2 separate regions of the Homo sapiens genome follow, and region 2 is linked to region 1. Evidence: chromatin loops called from intact Hi-C (ENCODE). Cell type or tissue: PC-3. All regions are shown on one strand. Each heading gives the region's core, and the rest is flanking DNA. Links, peaks and the distances in the headings are about the cores only. Region 1 overlaps DNM3 (dynamin 3). Region 2 overlaps C1orf105 (chromosome 1 open reading frame 105).

What was found. Peaks named below come from ENCODE experiments on the same cell type or tissue, not always from the same donor. Only the 100,000 strongest peaks of a DNase experiment are listed, where the experiment ranks them.
Region 2: it touches region 1 in a loop (9-fold over the local background); 6 of 110 quality-filtered maps call a loop at or near these places.

Annotation. Positions count from the first base shown.
Region 1 is chr1:172,034,759-172,046,612 of GRCh38, reverse strand. It overlaps DNM3 (dynamin 3), which reads right to left. Exons shown (of 21, transcript NM_015569.5): 7 at 8,152-8,294; 8 at 4,469-4,604; 9 at 2,161-2,228. Among named protein-coding and RNA genes, the nearest start is that of MIR3120, 98 kb to the left of the region's middle. In PC-3, for the core only: a CTCF peak has its summit at 4,719 (motif pointing left); DNase peaks (open chromatin) are centred at 4,722 and 5,922; H3K4me3 peaks cover 849 bases; H3K27ac peaks cover 1,278 bases.
Region 2 is chr1:172,422,386-172,434,239 of GRCh38, reverse strand. All of the region lies in intron 1 of C1orf105 (chromosome 1 open reading frame 105), which reads right to left. LOC102724528 (a long non-coding RNA gene) reads left to right here and starts at 10,884. Exons shown (of 3, transcript XR_001738294.3): 1 at 10,884-11,743. RefSeq lists an enhancer at 4,890-5,412. In PC-3, for the core only: a CTCF peak has its summit at 4,728 (motif pointing left); DNase peaks (open chromatin) are centred at 2,409 and 4,729; H3K4me3 peaks cover 461 bases; H3K27ac peaks cover 719 bases.

The DNA of each region.
Region 1 (11,854 bases), core at 1,166-9,165:
TGTGGAGCAGATTGTCTAAATTTTTTTTTCTCTTTTTTCTTTCTTTTTTTTATTATTATTATACTTTAAGTTTTAGGGTACATGTGCACAATGTGCAGGTTAGTTACATATGTATACATGTGCCATGCTGGTGTGCTGCACCCATTAACTCGTCATTTAGCATTAGGTATATCTCCTAATGCTATCCCTCCCCCCTACTCCCACCCAACAACAGTCCCCAGAGTGTGATGTTCCCCTTCCTGTGTCCATGTGTTCTCATTATTCAATTCCCATCTATGAGTGAGAACATGTGGTGTTTGGTTTTTTGTCCTTGAGATAGTTTACTGAGAATGATGGTTTCCAATTTCATCCATGTCCCTACAAAGGACATGAACTCATCATTTTTTATGGCTGCATAGTATTCCATGGTGTATATGTGCCACATTTTCTTAATCCAGTCTATCATTGTTGGACATTTGGGTTGGTTCCAAGTCTTTGCTATTGTGAATAGTGCTGCAATAAACATATGTGTGCATGTGTCTTTATAGCAGCGTGATTTATAGTCCTTTGGGTATATACTCAGTAATGGGATGGCTGGGTCAAATGGTATTTCTAGTTCTAGATCCCTGAGGAATCTCCACACTGACTTTCACAATGGTTGAACTAGTTTACAGTCCCACCAACAGATTGTCTAAATTTTAAAACAACAAATAACTCAAGCATCATAACTCCTTTGTAAAATCACCCATCACATGCAAACTCAGTGTCAAGCTTTGCCTTCTCAGGGCCTGTTCCCAGCACAGTCTCAACTTGGCCCTTTGGCAGAGGCTGAACCACAAATGACAACAGGCAGGGGCCACCTCCTTCGTATGAGGCAATCTATGTACTAGGCAACCTAAGTTTTATTTCCTTGAATTAAGGACACTGCAATTCAACATATGTTCATTAAGTTATGTTTAGCCTTCTGTACATGAAATGAATAAATATGTGCTTTAAAATCATTTGTTCTTATCATAGTTCTTTAAAGAAATTGTTGTGAACTGAATGTGTTCCCCTAAAACTTCATATGTTGAAACCATACCCTTCAATGTGATGGTAGTAGGAGGTAGGGCCTTTGGGAGGTAATTACATCATGAGGGCAGAACCCTCATGAATGGGATTAGTGCCCTTATAAGAAGAGGCCAGAGAGCTAACTAGCTTTCTCTCTGCCACATGAGGACAGAATAAGAAGACAGCACTGTGCAGGCCAGAAAAGGGATCTCACCAGAACCCGACCATGCTCACACCCTGACCTAGGATTTTCAAACTCCAGAACCGTGAGAAATAAATTTCTGTGGTTTATAAGCCACCCAGTCTGTAGTCATTTGTTACAGCAGTCCAAACAGACTAAGATGGAAGGTAATTTAGAATAATCTCACTTTAAACAAGGGGAAATTCAGACACAAGTTCTACCCCACCCCCAACCCCACCCAGCTCAGGTCCCTCTGCTCTCCTGACTGCATTCCTCAAGCCAGTCCCAATGCATATGCATGACTCTTGGCTCCATGGATATATACTGTGCCCGCTCACCTCTTTGCCTTTGGTCATCCCACCCCTTCCACCGGAAAGCCCTTTCTTTTATCCTCAACAACCTCCATTCCATCCTTCCATCCTCTCCTGTCTCATCACACTGCTGCCCACTTCATATGCACGCTCCCACATGTGCAAGCACACATGCACACACAACACCTCCTGGCCTGTTGAAACCATCCTCCCCACAGGAAAGGATAAACTTGAAAGTAACAACCTCCATTAATCTTTCCCAATCTTGCTCCACAACACTAGTCAAAATTAATCTGTCCCTTCTCTGGTGTAAGTAATGATTAATTATGAGCATGTCTGGCCTCCCTCATGAAAAATGAAGGCTCTGGAGAATGGGGTCTTGCTAATCTGCGAATCCCCTATTGTGCAGAGTACAGGCTGGAAATGCAGAAAATGTTTTTGCTTTTTCACTTGGAAAAAACTGACTACAGCAATACAGGAAGTTACCATTAAACCCCAAAGTAGGATTTCCTGTTTCTTACTCCCACCTCTGTATTCTACCCTATTCAATGATGAAAAGACGAGTTTCCTAGCCATTTATAAACATTAATTTTCTTTTGGTAGCTTGAACAGATGACAAGAAAAATGTGAATCACTTGCCTGATACCATGTATGTTTTTGATTGCATAGCTTATTTCTCTTCGCAATTCTTTCTCATTGAACTCCATCTGCAGATGCAAAATGAGCCATAGTTATGACACTTAATTCCTTTGAATAATATTGTTGAACATTACAGAATGAGAATAACTTGACTTCATTATTAATAAGTGGATACTCATGTCTTTCCTAACCTAAACCCAGATGGTCAAAACATCTGTTTATATAAATTTCAAGGCAACACAGAACACTAGGGATTTTGGGGAGCTTGGGGGCAGTGGATTTTAACTCTGTTATAGATATGGAGTGCTATGCATAAGGATGCCTTCTGGACATAAATCTAGCCATTCATTTGAAATGTATAATTCTTCATTCTTTTGCTGAATATGGTAAATTTGAGGGCACAGAAGAATGCATAAATGAGAGTTTCACCTGCTGTGCAGTAGCAGTACAGATGTCCTGAAATTAACAATGGCTGTCTTTTGTCCCTGGCCACTTAAATCATTTGAGTTAAAGGCCTCTTTGTAAAAGAAAATTAGTAATATTTTAAAAAGACAACACAGGATAGATTACAAATATTTCTCAGAAGCGCTAGGTACCATAAATCTATTTGGAAGTAGGACCAAAGTGTCACAGAGCTTAGACCTCGAAGGGATAGCCCAAGAACATTGAGTTCAACCCTGACCTCTGAGATTTGGCCTCTCCGGCTTCATTGTCTGTCCATTTCCTCCCCTCACAGCTTATGCCCTAGAATGACGAATTGTTCTAGGTCTCTACCCATAACTGATGGCTTCATAGCTCATTCCTCTCCTGTCTGGATCACCCCCTCCTGTAGCCTACCTCTTCCTGCTTAACTAGCTGCTCATCCTTCCAAACTCAGCTCAGAAGCCTGGCTCCCTTACACACTTGAGCTGGGATTCATGTCTGTGGGCTGTGTTTCCATAGTACCCTTTGCTGAAGTTTATCACTTTACTTAGCACATTTTTAATGAAATTATCTATTTACCCATTTGCCTCCCACACGAAGACATAAGCACTCACCTCTCTGTTTGAGACAAGTAGCATGGTCCCTAAAACTACTCAACTGCCTATTGGGCATTTTACGCTTAGCACATCCAAAACAGAACTCCTAATTCACTTCTCCATACAAACAGAGGTTTTCCTCCATTTCCCTCATCTGATGGGCACTACCACTCCCTCAGCTGTGAAAGCCAAAACCTTGGAAGTCATCTCAAAACTTCCCTTTCTTCCATTCCCCCATTTCAATCGAAGCCCTAGCAACTTTATCTCCAAAACCCCAAAGCCACCCATCTCTCTATCCTTTCTTGCTGGGGCACTTTTACTGGAAAGCTAAAGAAGTTTAATTCTCAGCATTTCCCCCTTGCACAAGCCTCTTCCAAGACCCTGGGCCTGTGTGTTTATAATTTTGTATTCTTCTTCAAGGGGGCCTGTAAAATTGTAGAAGCTTCAGACTCCACAGAAAATGAATCCACCCCTGGTCTGGCCTACTGTTCTCCTCACTCTCTTGGCTCTTTACAATCCAGCAGGCATACTATTCTTCTAAAATCATCAACAAATCAAGTCACATTACTGCTTAAAACCCTCCTGTAACTTCCCATTGTTAAGTATAAAGACTTTACCTCAACCTAGAAAGCTTTGTGTGAACTGGACACTTCCTCCCTCTCTGAATTCACTTCATGCCCCTCTCCTTCATCAGCCACATCTGTTCTTCACCTGTCATACTTTAGTGCCTTACCCGAGGTTGCTACTTCTGCCTTGAACAACCCCTTTCCCCCAGATCTTTACCCAGTTGACCTCTTCATGCCATTCTGGGCACAGTTTAAATGTCTCCTGCTCAGACAGAATTTGCCTGATTATTCCATTAAAAGTGGCTCACCCATCCCCTCTCTCATATCATGTTACATAAAAACATTTGAAACTTTCGTATTTTGTCTATTTGTTAATTTTCTGTCTTTCCCCACTAGACAAGCAAGGGTCTTCTCTGTCTTAATCACTGGCACCTAGAAATGTGGTGCATAGTACATGCTTAAGAAATATTTTTAAATTAATTAGACAACAAACTAGGAAACTCAATTAGTATTTGTGTTTGAAATGTAGTTAAATCTCATTAAATAAAATCAGAATCATCAGTAAGAACATATTCCTCTCCTGAATTTCATTACCTGAATATGGAGGTTTTGTTCAAAGAACTATGTTAGTTCTATACCACTCACACAATATTGTATTAAGTTGTATAAAACAGAATATGGAAGTGAAGTGAAACTAAGAAAAAAATAACGTTTGACACAAACCTTTACTATCTCAAAAGGAAAGCGTTCATGAAAAATACGATTGATTTTAGCACCACCTGAGAGTTCCAGGGTATCTACTTGATCCCCTGACCCTTCAATTCTCTTCTCAAAGTCCACAGCAAATTGCTGAACCATCCTGTAATTGTTAAAGAGAAATAGATTCAAGTCAAAGTTACAAGCCTTTGCACTCTTCATTTTCTTTTCCTATGATTATTCCTTAGAATCCTTTTCCAGGTGCTCTTAGTGGCACCTACTGGCAGAGTTAACATTGCACTCTATGTAGTACTCACAGTGTGATTATACAAAATACACATCATTAAGATTTTAGACATTTAATTAGAATAAATATTTAAATATAGTTGTCTTTCAATGCCTTCTGTTCATTTGATTGCAGTCATAAAATGGTATTTAAAGAACACTTGAAATAGAGAGTTAATCAATTAAACTTTATGTAGAATAATCAAATGGACCTGAACTCCTATGACATCACAACCACCTAGTGTCCCAAATGCTCCAGCTCTATTACTCCCCCAATGTCACAGCCTCAGTCTCTCCTCACATTCATCCCTAGGTGATCTCAAGGTTGCCATAGCTTCAAGGGCTATTGAGAAATAGTTTCTCCACACCTTCCGCTTTAGCCTATAACTCTCAGAAGAGTGAGTGGCCCATATGCTCAACTGTACTGGATGTTTATTTCCTCTTAGCTGCCTTGAACTCAACACACTTAAAACAACCTCTCAATTTCTTTCACTCCCAAACCTGCTGATCCTCCTGCATTCCCAAGTCTCTCCTCATGGTGGATGATACCACCCACCCCAGGCAGGGAATCTGGGGCATCCAGCATACCTCCCTTTCCCTCACCCAACAGTTGCAGGGAGCCACCAGTTGTAGGTAATTTCTTCTCCATTACAGCTCAGCTGGTTGAGCTCTTCCTCCTCACACCTACTGACACTGCCTTGGTTCAGCTCTCAGCAATGCCTCCCAGCATCACTGAAGGCTCCTCTAGATGATGATCCTGCTTTTGAGTTTATCTTTGTCAAAGTCAGACCTCACCCTATCAGAATAACATAGATTTGTGACCCCTCTAAACTAGCTCTAGCCTTGTTTTTCAATGGATCCCCACAATTCGATAATACAATCAAAACTCTTTAGCCCATCTCCCAGCATTTTATGGTCTGGCTTTGGCTGCCTCTTCAGCCCCATCTCTTACCACTCATCCAACTCACCTTCCAGCCAACCATAAGGAAGCCATTGCAGTTCCCCAAATGCACCATGTCCCTGTGCTTTTACACTTTTCTTTCTGCTCAGAACACCATTCTCTCTGTCCCTTGCTGCTTTGCCTGACTAATTTTTACGTGTTCTTTAAGACTCAGCTCAAGCATTGGTTCTTCCCAGAAACTTTTCATGATCCATGACTCTATCCGGCACCACTCCTCATCGCCCCTCCTCTGCATCTTCAGCGTGTTTCCTGCAGAGCATTTGGCACAGTACATTAACATTGCCATGTCTATTAGTCACTCTCCTAAGGGCAAGGAATGTGTGTTTTCTTTACCTTTCCCTGCTCAACATAATTGGGAGATTTAATAAATATTTGTCCCAGGAAAGAATGAATTACCTTACACTGGCTGCTTGAAAGAAAGAAAGAAAGAAACACGAAAAAAAAAAACCAACTATTTTCATTTGTGATTACCAGGTTTAGAAACTCCAATTTAAACATACTGGAACTACTTTCAAATTCAAAATCTAAAAGGGAAAAAATTCAAACTATCTAAAACTTGTATCTTTTCATTCCCTTCCATCAAAATCATGGATGAATGAAAAGTAGCTGCAAATTATTTAGGCCAAAGAAGCTAGACTGTAATTGGATTTAGTTATGTTCATGTATATGCTAATTTTATTTTTTAAAAACACCTGGAGAGGTATGACATACACACTGAAACATGAAAAATTTTTCAGAAAGTGTACTTCTAGCTGCTCCTTCCCTTAAACCCTATACCTCAGCCACCTGGCCCATTTACTAATCCGAGAACAAATGTTACCAAAGTTCTCATGATTCTCTTGCCCTCCTCCTTCCACATGACAAGGTCCTCTCCTACCACAGGCCCTCTGTTTTCTCTGCAAATTCACATCCTTCCTCACATGTAACTGCTTCCTCATCCGGGCTCCCTTAATATTTTACACTTACAGAAACATAGCATTTATTAGCTTTAACACAATTAATTGTGTTAAATTGTGTTAATTTTTATGTCTGTTTTTCCCTACTCTACTGGGACTTCTTGAGGGCAAGAATCTTATTATCATTCATTTCACAGAACCAGACACTGAGTGCATGAAGAGATTAGAGGAAGGAGGAAGAACAGAGAAAGGAAGGCAGGAGGGAAGGATAGAAGAGAGAAAAGAAATAGGTCAGAAAGAATAGGGCCATAAAGAAGGAGCTGAATCAGCCCTCTGCAAATCAAGAATCTAGCTGTGAAAAGTTCTGTAATCTGAGTCCAATAAAGTCACAGAGGCAAGACCCGGTATTTGCAAGCAGAATAGTTTTAGTTGGATATTAAGATAATGACCTAGGGCCTAAACAGAAATAGCTTTCTCTGTAACTTGAAGAGTTTTTGCAAGAGCTCAACAAAACCCAAGAACGAAAAGAAAGAATAAATTAGGAAAGAGTTATATCTGAAAAAAAAAAAACTCTTTCCTTTGTATAATATTTTTAATGAGGAAATATAGGATGAAGCAATTAATATTATATTTAAATATTTGAGCATTTGGGAATCTCCTCACAAAGAAAGAAATTATAGTGTGCACTTTGAATGCCAATTGAAGGATGCTTTGATTGCCACGCTGCTGGGGAGAAAAGTGCGCCATAAGAGGTGCCAAACATCATCTTCGGAGGTAGACCTTGGGTATCCTGCAGTGTGTGCTGGGCAGGGGAGCCTTCCTGTTGAGAGGGACTTGACACAAGTGGCAGCACAGGATAAAGGAACTGATGGAGACAGAAGGATTTGAAGGAGAGAAGAAAGTGTAAGATATAAAGAGCTAGGAATTCTCTAACAATTCTCTGCTATCCTACCCCAAGACACCACAGGAATAACTCTAGTAACCCAAAGATAAGATGGGAAGATCATGAAGGGGTGAAAAGATGCTTGGCAGTTTCACATTTACATTTTCAAAGGACTACATTAAAATCATTATGTAAAAGGAAAAAAAAAAACTACAGCCTTATTGTTAGAACTTTTAAATTAAACCCTTGGTTCTCATTCCACTGAAAAATGCACACAAATAAGTTACATGAAATAATTGGAATAAAGGATAATAAGTACAATTGACATCCATAGAAACAGCTGAAAAATACAAATGATATTTGCATCTGTATTTACCCACTTCTAAGACAAGGGACAAAAATTCCTGCTGGGTCATCCCTAATGGTTTTACTCACTTAATCCAGTTTTAAAAACACAATTTAAATGGGCATGAGGATGCTCAACTGGTAAGTTGATAATAACAGAATAATACCAATAATTCTTGTTCAACAAAGCATAAAAATTCAAGAGTTATCTTGTATCATATAGATAGCCTCATATAGTTTACTTGCTACCTAAGAAGCAACGTGACAAATAGACTAAGGCAATAGAAAACTAAAGAAATTAGATTAAAATGCTGAGCCAAGGAAGGGAAAGGTGACCTACTGCAGCAATGCTTTGGTCTTCCTTGTTGGGTCTTCTGGTTTGAAATTTTTGTAGGCTTCTACTTCATGTTCTATGGAGAGCAACTGTCCCTGTAGTTTGTTCCTGAAGTTTGGTAGGGTATCCCGAATGTGGTTGGTAAGTTGCTAAACAAAACAAAATGATACACACAGATTGAAGATTGAATCATATACACAGATTAAAGATTAACTCATGAGACAAAGATCCGCCTCCATTGTTTTTCTAATAATTCAAAATTTCAAACATTATGTCTGCATTTGACATTGACTATTATGTAGATAGGGAGAAGGAACACCAACTCCCTCCTCCACTGCCCTTCAGAGATGCTCAAAATTCCTTCATTTAGAGTCACTCACTTGAGCTATCTCTTTAAATCCAGGAAGACCCTGTTAAAATGCAGCTAATGTTACTAATGAGGCTGCCCAATAACACCTTAGCATGGATTGATTTACCAGGTCTCCTACCTTGTAGAAAGGAACCTTAAGTTAGAATGTGATAGAAATGAAGGAAGCTAGGAGTCACAGCTGCTACCCGGTGTTCTCAGGACTAAGTGGTTTACCACACTGATGAAGCTCAGGTAGCCAAGGTGCTAGAGGCACCTGTCAGCTGTTAATTTTCTCCACATTCTTCAGCTGAGGCAGAAACTTACTCATACTTCCATCTCTAGATCCCAGTGCAACTCCATGACTGAGTAAGGGAAAGCTCTCTCTGCTATTGAAGGCTTGACATAACCATCTACTTGGCATTTCCACTGAGATCAGCAGGCACCTCAAGCTCAGTACAATGAAAACTTTTCCAAGAACCTAAGAGTGCATGATTAATTAAGAACAAAGGTGAGATAAAAACCCAGATTGTTTAGGTCTTACAGCCTTTCTATTACAATGCAGTTAAAGAAAAGTCTGAATTAAAAGAAAAAACAGATAATCTTGAACTTCCTAAGTGATGAACTTGAAATCAATGAAAAGAATATAAACTTCCTAGAAATGCAGAAAAAAGAAAAAATATTAAAATTAAGGAGAATTTGTTAATCCAGTCTATCATTGTTGGACATTTGGGTTGGTTCCAAGTCTTTGCTATTGTGAATAGTGCTGCAATAAACATACGTGTGCATATGTATTTATAGCAGCATGATTTATAGTCCTTTGGGTATATACCCAGTAATGGGATGGCTGGGTCAAATGGTATTTCTAGTTCTAGATCCCTGAGGAATCAAGACACTGACTTCCACAAGGGTTGAACTAGTTTACAGTCCCACCAACAGTGTAAAAGTGTTCCTATTTCTCCACATCCTCTGCAGCACCTGTTGTTTCCTGACTTTTTAATGATTGCCATTCTAACTGGTGTGAGATGGTATCTCATTGTGGTTTTGATTTGCATTTCTCTGATGGCCAGTGATGGTGAGCATTTTTTCATGTTTTTTGGCTGCATAAATCTCTTCTTTTGAGAAGTGTCTGTTCATGTCCTTTGCCCACTTTTTGATGGAGTTGTTTTTTTCTTGTAAATTTGTTTGAGTTCATTGTAGATTCTGGATATTAGCCCTTTGTCAGATGAGTAGGTTGCGAAAATTTTCTCCCATTTTGTAGGTTGCCTGTTCACTCTGATGCTAGTTTCTTTTGCTGTGCAGAAGCTCTTTAGTTTAATTAGATCCCATTTGTCAATTTTGGCTTTTGTTGCCATTGCTTTTGGTGTTTTAGACATGAAGTCCTTGCCCATGCCTATGTCCTGAATGGTAATGTCTAGGTTTTCTTCTAGGGTTTTTATGGTTTTAGGTCTAACGTTTAAGTCTTTAATCCATCTTGAATTAATTTTTGTATAAGGTGTAAGGAAGGGATCCAGTTTCAGCTTTCTACCTATGGCTAGCCAGTTTTCCCAGCACCATTTATTAAATAGGGAATCCTTTCCCCATTGCTTGTTTTTCTCAGGTTTGTCAAAGATCAGACAGTTGTAGATATGCGGCGTTATTTCTGAGGGCTCTGTTCTGTTCCATTGATCTATATCTCTGTTTTGGTACCAGTACCATGCTGTTTTGGTTACTGTAGCCTTGTAGTATAGTTTGAAGTCAGGTAGCGTATACACCATGGAATACTATGCAGCCATAAAAAATGATGAGTTCATGTCCTTTGTAGGGACATGGATGAAATTGGAAATCATCATTCTCAGTAAACTATCGCAAGAACAAAAAACCAAACACCGCATGTTCTCACTCATAGGTGGGAATTGAACAATGAGAACACATGGACACAGGAATTGGAATATCACACTCTGGGGACTGTTGTGGGGTGGGGGGAGGGGGGAGGGATAGCTTTAGGAGATATACCTAATGCTAAATGACGAGTTAATGGGTGCAGCACACCAGCATGGCACATGTATACATATGTAACTAACCTGCAGATTGTGCACATGTACCCTAAAACTTAAAGTATAATAATACTAAAATAAAATAAAAAAAGAAAAAAAAAGTAAGGAGAATTAACATATCCAGATTGACTGAAGAAACTATTTTAAGTCATCTTTATGTTTATCTGAGGTTAGCTGAATATATTTATTAAATAAATCTAGAGTTATTTGTCAATAGTTTATAACTGTATTACCCCCTTGCTTGCAGTAATAAATTATTGTTAGCACCCTGGCATGCGTTGCTGTTCTAACTATGAAGCAGGCAACAAAAGAGCTGAGAGGACAGCATTCCCGACAGCAACGTCACAAGAGACAAGGACCCAAATCTAACAGAACCAGCAACCACAAGAAACCAGCAACCAACTGATTGCCATGTGAACTGGTAAATAATAAAAATACCTGATTTCCACCTTTTGCTTCTCAGACATCTCCAGAGCAAAGCAATACTGCGGCTTTCTAAAACACTTCTTCCCCTGGCTTCCATAATTCCAGCTCCTCTCATTTTTCTGCTATCCATTCTGGATGTATCTTCTCTATTTCCTTGGACAATTCACCCTCTTTGCCAGAAGAGTAATTATTGAAATTCCTCAAATCTGGGTCCAAGGCCTCTTTTTTATTTACTCTCTGTTCTCTCTTAAGGGAATCTCATTCCATCCTGGCTTCAATAAACATCCAAATACCTATAGCTGTAAGATGTTGTCTCCAAACAAGATTTATCTTTGCTGTGGCATGCATATTTGACCAGTTGATTGACTTCTCCTCTTGGATGTGTCAATGATATCTCAAGCTCAACATGTCCAAAATCAAGTATTTGATCTTCCCTTCAGGGTTCCCCATCTTGGTGACTTCATAAGAATCTGGAAACCTGAGACGTAACCTTGACTCTACCTCTCCCATTACCCAACAGCTCTAATCTACCACCTAGTCCTCAATTTTCCTGAACATTTCTCAAACCCGCCCCTTTTTTTACTCTCCACTGGCCCTTACCACAACCAAATTCCCATAATTTCTCATTTTTACTTCTAACTGGTCTACTCTTGGTCTTCTTGTCAATACCACATTCTTTTTTCACTCACGGATCTGATCTTGTTGTTCCTCTACTCAGGACCTTTAAATGACTCCTCATTGGTCTTAGGTAAGAGCCAAAATCCTCAATTTGGTCTAGAAACATTACAGGATTCAGCCACTGCCTACATCTCCAATATCATCTAATACAACTCACTACCTCTTTCTCTGCCTTCCCCCGACAGTGAAAATTTCATTCAATTTTTCAAAAACGTCATGTCAT
Region 2 (11,854 bases), core at 1,628-9,627, 390 kb before region 1:
AGAGCTGAGTTCAATCCTGGTTATCCTTGTTAACATTTTGTCTCGTTAATCTGTCTAATATTGACAGTGGGGTGTTAAAGTCTCCCATTATTATTGTGTTGGAGTCTAAGCCTCTTTGTAGGTCTCTAAGGACTTGCTTTATGAATCTGGGTGCTCCTTTATTGGGTGCATATATATTTAGGATAGTTAGCTCTTCTTGTTGAATTGATCCCCTTACCATTATGTAATGGCTTTCTTTGTCTCTTTTGATCTTTGTTGGTTTAAAGTCTGTTTTATCAGAGACTAGGATTGTAACCCCTGCTTTTTTTTGCTTTCCATTTGCTTGGTAGGTCTTCCTCCATCCTTTTATTTTGAGCCTATGTGTGTCTCTGCACGTGAGATGGGTCTCCTGAATACAGCACACTGATGGGTCTTGACTCTTTATCCAATTTGCCAGTCTGTGTCTTTTAATTGGGGCATTTAGACCATTTACATTTAAAGTTAATATTGTTATGTGTTAATTTGATCCTGCAATTGTGATGTTAGCTGGATATCTTGCCCGTTAATTGATGCAGTTTCTTCCTAGCATCGATAGTCTTTACAATTTGGCATATTTTCGCAGTGGCTGGTACCAGTTGTTCCTTCCCATGTTTAGTGCTTCCTTCAGCAGCTCTTGTAAGGCAGGCCTGGTGGTGACAACATCTCTCAGCATTTGTTTGTCCGTAAAGGATTTTATTTCTCCTTCACTTATGAAGCTTAGTTTGGCTGGATATGAAGTTCTGGGTTGAAAATTCTTTTGTTTAAGAATGTTGAATATTGGCCCCCACTCTCTTCTGGCTTGTAGGGTTTCTGCTGAGAGGTCTACTGTTAGTCTGATGTGCTTCCCTTTGTGGGTAACCTGACCTTTCTTTCTGGCTGCCCTTAACATTTTTTCCTTCATGTCAACCTTAGTGAATCTGACAGTTATGTGTCTTGGGGTTGCTCTTCTCAAGGGGTATCTTTGTGGTGTTCTGTGTATTTCCTGAATTTGAATGTTGGCCTGCCTTGCTAGGCTGGATAATATCCTGAAGAGTGTTTTCCAACTTGGTTCCATTCTCCCCATCACTTTCAGGTACACCAATCAAACGTAGATTTGGTCTTTTCACATAGTCCCATATTTCTTGGAGGCTTTGTTTGTTTCTTTTTACTCTTTTTTCTCTAAACTTGTCTTCTTGCTTTATTTCATTAATTTGATCTCAATCACTGATACCTTTTCTTCCACTTGATCAAATCGGCTATTGAAGCTTGTGTATGCATCACATAGTTCTCGTACCATGGTTTTCAGCTCCATCAGGTCATTTGAGGTCTTGTCTATGGTGTTTATTCTAGTTAGCCATTCATCTGTCCTTTTTTCAAGGTTTTTAACTTCCTTGCGATTGCTTAGAACATGCTTCTTTAGCTCAGAAAAGTTTGTTATTACTGACCTTCTGAAGCCTACTTCTGTCAACTCATTAAAGTCATTCTCTGTCCAGCTTTGTTCCATTGCTGGCGAGGAGCTGCGATCCTTTGGAGGAGAAGAGGCGCTCTGGTTTTTAGAATTTTCAGCTTTTCTTCTCTGGTTTCTCCCCATCTTTGTGGTTTTATTTACCTTTGGTGTTTGATGTTGGTGACCTACAGATAGGGTTTTGGTGTAGATGTCCTTTTTGTTGATGTTAATGCTATTCCTTTTTGTTTGTTAGTTTTCCTTCTAACAGTCGGGTCCCTCAGCTGCAGGTCTGTTGGAGTTTGCTGGAGGTCCACTCCAGACCCTGTTTGCCTGGTTATCACCAGCGGAGGCTGCAGAACAGCAAATATTGCAGAACAGCAAACATTGCTGCCTGATCCTTCCTCTGGAATCTTCGTCCCAGAGAGGCACCCACCTGTATGAGGTGTCAGTCGGCCCCTACTGGGAGGTGTCTCCCAGTTAGGCTACCTGGGGGTCAGGAACCCAATTGAGGAGGCAGTCTGTCTATTCTCAGAGTTCAAATGCTGTGCTGGGAGAACCACTGCTCTCTTCAGAGCTGTCACACAGGGACGTTTAAGTTTGCAGAAGTTGTCTGCTCACTTTTGTTCAGCTATGTCCTGCCTACAGAGGTGGAGTCTATTGAGGCGGTAGGCCTTGCTGAGCTGCAGTGGCCTCCACCCAGTTTGAGCTTCCCGGCTGCTTTGTTTACCTACTCAAGCCTCAGTGATGGAGGACGCCCCTCCCCCAGCCAGGCTGCTGCCTCACAGTTTGATTTCAGACTGCTGTGCTACAGTGAGCAAGGCCCCATGGGCATGGGACCCACCAAGCCAAGCACGAGAGAGAATCTCCTTGTCTGCCGGTTGCTAAGACCTTGGGAAAAGCACAGTGTTTGGGGCAGGAGTGTCCTGTTTTTCCAGGTGCAGTCTGTCACGGCTTCCCTTGGCTAGGAAAGGGAAATCCCCCAACCTCTTGAGCAATCCAGGTGAGGCGATGCCCCGCCCTGCTTTGGCTCACCCTCCATCGACTGTACTCACTGTCCAACCAGGCCCAGTGAGATGAACCAGATACCTCAGTTGGAAATGCAGAAATCACCTGTCTTCTGCATCGATCACGCCGGGAGCTGCAGACTGGAGCTGTTCCTATTTGGCCATCTTGGAATGGAAGCCTGCATCAATGTTCTTAGCTAGATCTTCTGGATAACTTGCAGCTTCCATATGAGCACTTGCTGCTTTAGTGTGCACTTTTATGTTACAGAGATGGCTGTTTTCCTTAAACCTCATGAATCAACCTCTCTTAGTTTCAAACCTTTCTTCTGCAGCTTCCTCTCCTCTCTCAGCCTTTGTTAAATTGAGAAGAGTTAGCGCCTTGTTGTGGTTTATGCTTTGGCCTAAAGGGAATGTTGTGACTGGTTTAGCCTTTTATACAGACCACTATAACTTTATCTGTATTAACAGTAAGGCTCTTTTAGTTTCTTATCATGGGAGTACCACTTTTAATTTCCTTCAATAACTTTTTATTTGCATTCACAACTTGGCTGTTTGTCACAAGAGGCCTGGCTTTCAGCCTGTCTCGGCTTTTGATATGCCTTCTTCACTAAGCTTAATCATTTCTACTTTTGATTTAAAATGAGAGATGTGCAACTCTTCATTTGAACAGTTAAAAGCCATTGCAGGGTTATTAATTGGCTTAATTTTGATACTGTTGTGTCTCAGGAAATAGGGAGGCCCAAGAAGAGGAAGAAAGACAGGGAAGAGCTGGTCAGTGGAGCAGTCAGAACACACACACATATCCACTAAGTTTGCCCTCTTATATGGGTATAGTTTGTGGTACCCCAAAACAATTGCAATGGTAACATCAAAGATCACTGATCACAGATCAGCATAACAGATATGATAATAAAGTTTGAAATATTGTCATAATTACCAAAATGTGACACAGGAACACAAAGTGAGCACATGCAATTGGAACAATGGCACTGACAGACTTGCTTAACACAAGGTTGCCACAAATCTTCAATTTGTAAAAAATGCTGTATCTGGCTGGGCGCAATGGCTCACACCTGCAATCTCAGCACTTTGGGAGGCTGAGGTGGGAAAATTGCTTGAACCCAGGAGTTTGAGACGAGCCTGGGCAACAAAGTGAGACTTCTGTCTCTACAAAAAATTTAAAAAATTAACTGGAGGTGGTGATGCGTGCCTGTGGTCCCAGCTGCACGAGAAGTTAAGGCAGGCAGATCTTGAGCCCAGGAGGTCGAGAATGCAGTGAGTTGTGTTCACATCACTGCACTCCAGCATGGGCAAAAAGCAAGACCCTGTCTCAAAAATAAATAAAAAAAGGTTTAAGAAAAATTGCAAATTAAAAATTCATTAAACGTTCTATTAAGAAAATGTCAAGCAATCCAGAGCCCTTAACTGCTGCCATCAGAAGGATGATGAGGCTCACCTGTGGCATGCCTCTTTGTGGGCTGCTGGCACAAGGATTCAGGCCTAGAAAACAATTGGTATAAAGTAGTATGACAGTTGTGGTGGGAAGTTACTCATCACTTAAATTCAGTGATCTAGTCAGTCTCTTATATTTAAACCACACTGAAAGGGTGCAAGTAGAATATGAATGATTTAGAGTTTTAGAGAATACTGTGGTGTGTGTGGGAAAGGGGGAAAGGTGAGGAGGAAAAGTTTACAGTAGCATTGGAATTAAATCCCAACCTGCCAAATATTTGCCAGCATAAGAAGCTGTCTGCCCTTCTCCCTCTACACCCCTTCCTCCCAGCTCTGCTTCTTATCACTCTAAGTTACAGGTAAGGCTGGAGGGTGGTGTGGCAAGTGAGATCAAGGACAGAGGAATGGGGAGGCAGCTTTGCTCACACTTCCAAAATGGTGCCAAGGATTAAGGATTAAAGTTGGTATGGGAGGGATTAAGAAGAAGTAGAGCAATAGGATGACAGGTGCACTTTATTTTGTGGCGTGATGCAGCTGATTTATGATTGGCATGTAACTAGAAGGCTTGTGCATCTGGCTGTAGCAACATGCCTGGTGTTCTGTGTGGAGATTGTATTGGTGTCAGTAAACTTTTGAGAAATACTTTGGGCAGCTGGGTTACATTGTGGATTTAATAATTCATACCAAGCATATAGAGGATGCATATTGAGCCATCATTTACATCCTCCAAGCCAAAGGCTCAAGGACAAGAAAAAGAAAACAAGTCAGCAGAGGGCATCAGTTACATAGTTATACAAAATTTCAAACCTGTTGTATTTAGGGAAACAGGGCTGGGACACAGTGCCATCTTGTGGAAGTGATTGATTTCCCTTTTTATAAGAGATGCAATTAGAGTCTTGAAATTCTTGCTGAATTGTGGTTTGGGAAATAACTACACCTGAATTAATGAGTCTGAGGTCTCCATAAATTCAGGAGGTAAATAGCATACTGGGGTTTGATAAATAATAGCACCTGTATTTTAGAGCACCCAATGCGTGCTAGGTAACGTGCTATGCACGTTGTGTGTGTATGTGTGTGTGTGTCTGTGTGTGTGTGTGTGTGTGTGTGTGTGTGTGTATATTTGTATTTACTTCTCACAGCAATCCTGTAAGAGGTTTTATTTCCATTTCACAGTTGAGACTGAGACTCAGAGTGGGTTAAGTATTGCCTAAGGCTATGTTACCAACTTGGGCTAATACTTTGCTTTTCTTACACAAAGCCTGTGCTTGTGCCTGAATGGAGCCCAGGACTGAAGGATAATGGTAGGCAGTTGCTTTTAATGCTTTGTCAAATTCCTCATCGTTCCCTTATCCCTTATTCTCTTCCCCCAGTATCCAACAGTATCCCCCAAAATCCAACAAAATATTTAGTATCTACATAAGCTTCCCTCTACTCACCTTCTACCATTCAGATTTTTATAGTGTGTGGCTTCAGGAATTTATTGTCAATAAATATTTTTTGAGTACTTACTGTATGACAAATACTGTTCTGTGTGCTTGGAATATATCTGTAAATAAAAAGGACAAAGGTTCTTGACCTAGTAGAGCTGACATTATAGCAGGAGGAGATAGATAATAAACATAAATGGAAGGTAGTAAGTGCTATGGAAAAAAGAAAAAAGTGGCATAGCATTAAATAAAGAGGTCAGAGTAGGTCTCATGGGAAAGGTAACATTTTACCAAAGACTTGAAGGAAGTGAGGGAGTAATTCAGATTCCCTGGGGAAGAGCATCCCAGTCAGAGGGAAGAGCTGCAGAGGAAAGAGCTGCTACAAAACCTTTGGGCAGAAGAATACCTGGCATGTGTGGGGAATAGCAAGGAGTGGCTGAAGTGGAGTGAGCAACAGAAGACGAAGTCGTAGAGGTAACGTGGGAAGCTAGATTATGTATGACATTGTAAGCTACTAGCTTAGGCTTTTACTCTGAGATAGGAGCCATTGGAGGGTCATGGAGAAAAAGAAGATACATATTTTGAAAGGCTCATTCTGGTTGCTGTAGGGCAAGAGTAGACACAGGAAGAAGCATTTGGAGGCTTTTGCAGTAATACAAGCAAGGGATAATGGTGGCTCAAAACAGAGGATGGCAGAGGAAGTGGCGGAAAATAGTCACGTTCTATATGTAATTTGAAAGTAAAGACAGTGGGGCTACCTGATGTATTAGATGTAGAGTGTGAAAGAAAGAGAAGAGTTATAAATTAAGGTTTTTCCCCTGAACAAACTGAAATATGGATATGTTGTTAACTGAGGTGGGGGCAGAGGGATGGTAACTGGAGATTTTGGGGAGGAAGATTAGGAGTTTAGTTTGGTGCACGTGGGATAGGAAATGTCTTGAAGACATTCAGCCTGAAATGTTGAAGGGAATATAGGAAATATGACCTTGGAGTTTGAGAGAGATGAAATTCAGATATAAATTCGGGATTTGTTGGCAATATAAATGATATTTAATGCTGTGAGACTGAATGAGATCACCAAGGAAATGGTTATAGACAGAAAAGGACCAAGAACTCCAAAGTAAAATGTTGAGGCGAAGAAGAAGCAAAAAGATTTGGACAGCAAAACCACTGAGGCAAGGGAAAAGCAAGAGAATTCTGTGTCCTGCAAACCAAGTGCTGAATGTGTCTCCAGAGAGAGTGGGTGATCAAATGTGATCAGATAAAAACATGATAAAGCAAGTAAGACAGCTGAAAATTGACCTTTACATTTAAAAGAGCAGGTTTTTGTTGGAGTGCTGGAATAAAAACCTGTTTGGTGTGGGTTTAAGAGAAAATAGAAGAGAAATTTAGCAGCAAGTATAGACAGCTTTATAGTTTTGCTTCAAAGGGGAGCCAGGAAATAGGACAGAAACTGAAAGGGAAAGTGAAGACCAAAAAAATGATAGCATGTTTGCACCCTGATTGAAATGAAATGGTAGAGAGTTGTTAGTTGATGGTGTGAGAGAGGGAAGAATTGCTGGGGAAATATTCTGGAGTACATAAGTGCACAAGTGCAAAGCCTGGCTTTCGACAAGGGCAGGGATGGTTGATCTATGGGAACAAGTGAGAAGACAGAGTAGATGAATACCGATATTAGTAAATGGGTAGATGAGGTGATGAGAGTCTTTGGGAGTTCTTTTCTGATTGCTTCAATTTTCTCAGGGAAGTTGGAGGCAAGGAATCAGCTGAGATTGAGGATAGGGGAGTGAGAGAAAAGGTGTGAAACAACTTAGGACATTGGGAGAGTGAATGAACAAGGGATGCTTAGTGTAACTGCTTGGCAGTATTAAGGGCTCACTTGAATATGGTGGTGATTAATTTAAAGTGAAACCAGTTATCCTGGCTTTGTTCTTTGCTTGTGTGTGTGCTTTCCAGACCATGTACAGTTACATGGGTGCAAACCAGAGTAGGTAGAGAGTTAGATTTACCCAGAATGGTGGTTTTAACAAATTGAGAGAAGGGCAAGGGAGACAGGTATATATGCATGGGCATGATGACAATGATTGACCATTCAATTTAAGTTGGGTAAGGAGAGTGAACCTCAAGAAGGGTGAAGGACAGAGGGCTGAGGGACAGCATAAAGGTGAATAGATTGGAGATCCAAGAGATTAAAACAATAGAAGTAGGCTAGAAAGATAGGATATAGAGATGAGAGAGTGGGGAAAGACAAGGTTTTAATTTTGGAAATGAGTAGCTGAGATAGAGTGGAGAGCAAGATCATTGCAAGATCTCACTACTTAGCACTCAAGTAGAAGAAAAAAAAAAAGACCATTGAAAGAGTGAAGTCAAGAAAATGAGAGGCAGGGTGAGGGTGGATTACCAAGAAGCGTATGAAAATCCCCAAGAATTAAAACAGGAGTATCACTGGAGGGAGTGACATTGAAACAGGAGCTAAAATCATCAAGAAATAAGGGAGAATGAATTGGGCATTGGTAGTTAAAAGCAACACATAGGGTCATGTAGATAGTGCTGTAATCTGATGCCATGAGGTTCAAAGCTGGGGGTTTTAGCGAGGAGGAAAGAAGAATGGTCTGAAAACAAAACAAAAAATGAGGATAACTACCCCACTTCAGGCTCAGCAGTGTGAGGGCTGTGGGAGACAAGCTGCCACCTTTGGAAAAGGATGCAGGGGAGGCAGTCCTTTCAGAGAAACTCTGGTTTGTTAGAGTAAGATTGTGAAGTGCATATCCAGAGAATAGGTTGAAGATACAGGGAATTTTGTTGATCATGGGCAGTGAATTATAGAGGAGACAGTGGAAGGGTTACAGAAATTTGGGAGAGATGGGAAGACAGAATAGGAACATACAGAACTGCATGGAAATTAGCGTGGAGAGTGGCCTAGAATCCAGGGGTTCTTGGATGATTGACACAGGCTGGGATAAAAGGTTAATGACATAAGTTCCAGTAAGTGTAAGGCAGATAGTAGTAGTGAGCGTGTGAGTGGGTGGGTAGGGAGGGGTGAATTTTGGGGGCTTCCTCTTCACCTTGAAGGAGATGTGTTCTCAGAATGTAGGCCTTTTCACATCCTCATGAGCATATTATTGCTCACTAATGGGATTAATGTGCTAGTTCTCTGGGTTATGTGCATTTTGACAAGGACCTTTTGGGGATAATATCACAAACCTCCTCAGAACAGTGCAAACTTCTAATAGCAAGCAGTGTCATTGTAGTGCTCTAAAAATTTTGATTTTGGGCAAAGTGATCAGAGCTTAGGTGAGAGCCAGGGTTTGACCAACATTCTGTGGAAGGTTGGGCCTGATAAGGCATACTCCTTTGGCCACCAAGAGGGCTCAGCTGCAGGGGAGAGGCAGATTAGAAACAGCTGAAGGCTTGTTGGGCCTGCTAGCTTAGACCACGCCTATACTTTTTGCTTTTTTTTCCTTTCGTAACTCACAGATGCCATCAATGTTGGTGTAACTTGACGAACAATAACCATCATCAAAAAATTAAAACATCATTTTCCTCCAGGTATATTACTGTGATTAATGAGATAATTCCCCAGAGGTGGGGTAGTCAGGAAGCAGCCATTTCCCAATTGGCTGGCATGTGCTCAGCACCACAAGTCTGGCAACACTATTTGGTGCTGCCTCCTTATGCCCATCAGGTAATGCTGGGGTAAAAGTACCCAAGGAAAGGGCTTAGAAAGACAAATGGCCTTTTCTGCCACCAAATGGAACCAACTGGCATTGAGAATCAAGTAACATCCAGTATGATCCTAAGGTCTTCTGTCCTAAACAGACTAGCTCTGTAATTCTTTGACCATAATACTACTAGGATGATGGAACAAATTGATTTTACCAATGCTGAGGTCCCTCAGGCTCCCACGAAACCTGGCTCAAGAGGAGCTGCTTCTACTTTACAAGCTCTGTTGGCTCACTGCTTGCCACTCCAGGCTGGCCCTGTGGCCTTGTGCTGGGCCCGAGTGACATTTGAACTCTGGTCAGTGAGAACACTGTGGGCCTCACACTCTTTTTAAGTTGCAAAATAAATAGATCTTTAAGACATTGAGCAGATTTTGTGGATGTAGCTGAGAATATTTTTGTCATTAAAAGAAAAAAAAAGAGGCAGAAGGAATCATCTCTTTGACTCTAACTTGCTCTCCATTGCCTTCTGAATGTACCCTCAGAGATAAGAACAAGGAGGCCGGGCACGGTGGCTCACACCTGTAAACCCAACACTTTGGGAGACTGAGGTGGGCAGATCACTTGAGGTCAGGAGTTTAAGACCAGCCTGGCCAACATTGTGAAACCCCATCTCTACTAAAAATACAAAAATTAGCCGGGTGTGGTGGCAGGCACCTGTAGTCCCAGCTACTCTGGAGGCTGAGGCATGAGAATCTCTCGAACCCGGGAGGCAGAGGTGGCAGTGAGCCGGGATCGTGCCACTGCACTCCAGCCTGGGTGACAGAGCAAGACTCCATCTCAAAAAACAAAATAAAAAAGAGAAGGGAATATAACCCCTAAAAGCCTGAGAGGCTAATTTTTTGATAATGTTATGTGGAACATCAAAATACTTTGTTAGTAGCTGTTTTGAGAGGCAGAACCCACATTAGTGACTTCTTGGTTACTGCCTTGCAGATCCTTAAGTCTCTTTGGTCTTCTGCGGCTTGCTTAGGCTTTCTTTATTATCTACCCATGGCTCATGTTCATGAGGTTCATTGAAGATGTGAACTGGGGCTGAAAATTGGGATGTGACATAATGTATGATAAAACTTGATTTGATTAAAAACCGAGGATGGGAGTAGGAGTTTATAGTGTTGACTCATCCAATAGCCTGCCACCTAGTCTGATCTTAATATGTTGACAGTATTTAGATTCAATAGTAACTTGTAGCATCAAAAACAATAACAAAAATATATAAAGATGGTCCCTGACATACAATGGTTCAACTTGGAATTATTCTTTTGTCCCCTCTATATATTTTCAAACAGCCTGGCTTCAAGCTCACTAATTCTTTCTTCTGCTTGATCAATTCTGCTAACAGCCTCTGATGGATGCATCCTTCAGTATGTCAATGGCATTTTTCAACTCCAGAATTTCTGCTTGATTCTTTTTAATTATTTCAATTTCTTTGTTAAATTTATTTGATAGAATTCTGAATTCTCCCTCTCTGTGTTATCTTGAATTTTTTTGAATTTCCTCAAAACAGCTATTTTGAATTCCTTGTCTGAAAGGTCACTATCTCTGTCTCTTCAGTATTGGTCACTGATGTCTTATTTAGTTTGTTTGGTAAGGGCATGTTTTCCTGGATGGTCCTGTGCTTGTGGATGCTTGTTAGTGTCTGGTCTGGGCTTGTTTGTACCTGTCCTTCTTCGGAATGTTTTCCAGGTATTTGAAGGGACTTGGGTGTTATGATCTAAGTTTTTGGCCACTGCAGCCATATCAGCATTAAGGGGTACCCCAAGCCCAGTAACGCTGTGGCTCTTGCAGACTCATAGAGGTACCACCTTGGTGGTCCTAGATAATATCCAGAATAATTCTCTGGATTACCAGGCAGAGACTCTTGTTCTCTTCCTTTACTTTTTCCCAAAGAAACAGAGTCTCTCTTCCTGTGCTGAGTTGACTGGAGCTAAGGGAGGGGTGATATAAGCACTCCTGTGGCCACCACTACTGGGACTGCCCTGGGTCAGACCTGAAGCCAGCATAGCACTGGGTCTTGCCCAAGGCCCACTGTAACTATTACGTGGCTACCATCTATGTTCGCTCAAGGCTCTAGGGCGCTACAATCAGCAGGTGGTAAAACCAGCAAGGCTGTGTCCTTTCCTTCAGGGAATCAAGTTCCCCTGGGCCCTGGGTGAGTCCAGAGACGCTGTCTGGGAGTCAGGGCCTGGAGTTGGAAACTTTAGAAATCTACCTGGTTTTGTATTCTACTGTGGCTGACCTGGCACCCGAACCACTGAAGTCCTTCCCACCCTTTCCTGCTCTTCCCCAGGCAAAGGAGTTTCTTCTCATGTCCAACACCACCACAGGCCCATGAGGAGTACTGCTGGGATACTGCCAATGTTCACTTAAGGCCCAAGGGCTCTTCTGCCAGCATGTGTTGGATGCTGCCAGGAAAGTGACTTACCCTTCAGGGCAGTGGGCTCCTCTCTGGCCTAGAATAGGTCCAGAGATGCCATCCAAGAGCCAAGGACTGGAATCAGGGACCCAAAGAGCTGGCTTGGTGCTCTTTCCCACTGTGGCTAAGCTGGTACCTAAGCTCAAGACGGAGTCCCCTTTATTCTTCCCTCTGTTCTTCTCAAGCAGAAGTGGTCTCTCCTCGTAGCCACCAGACCTGTGAATGTGCTGGGTCACATCTGAAGCCAGTGCATTTCGGAGTTTCAGCTGAGGCCCACGGTATGTAGTACTTGGCTACTGCTACTGATTTTTCAGGGTCCAAAGGCTCTTTATTCAGCATGTGATGAAATCTGCCAAGACTGGGTCCTTCCCTTCAAGGCAGTTCCCTTT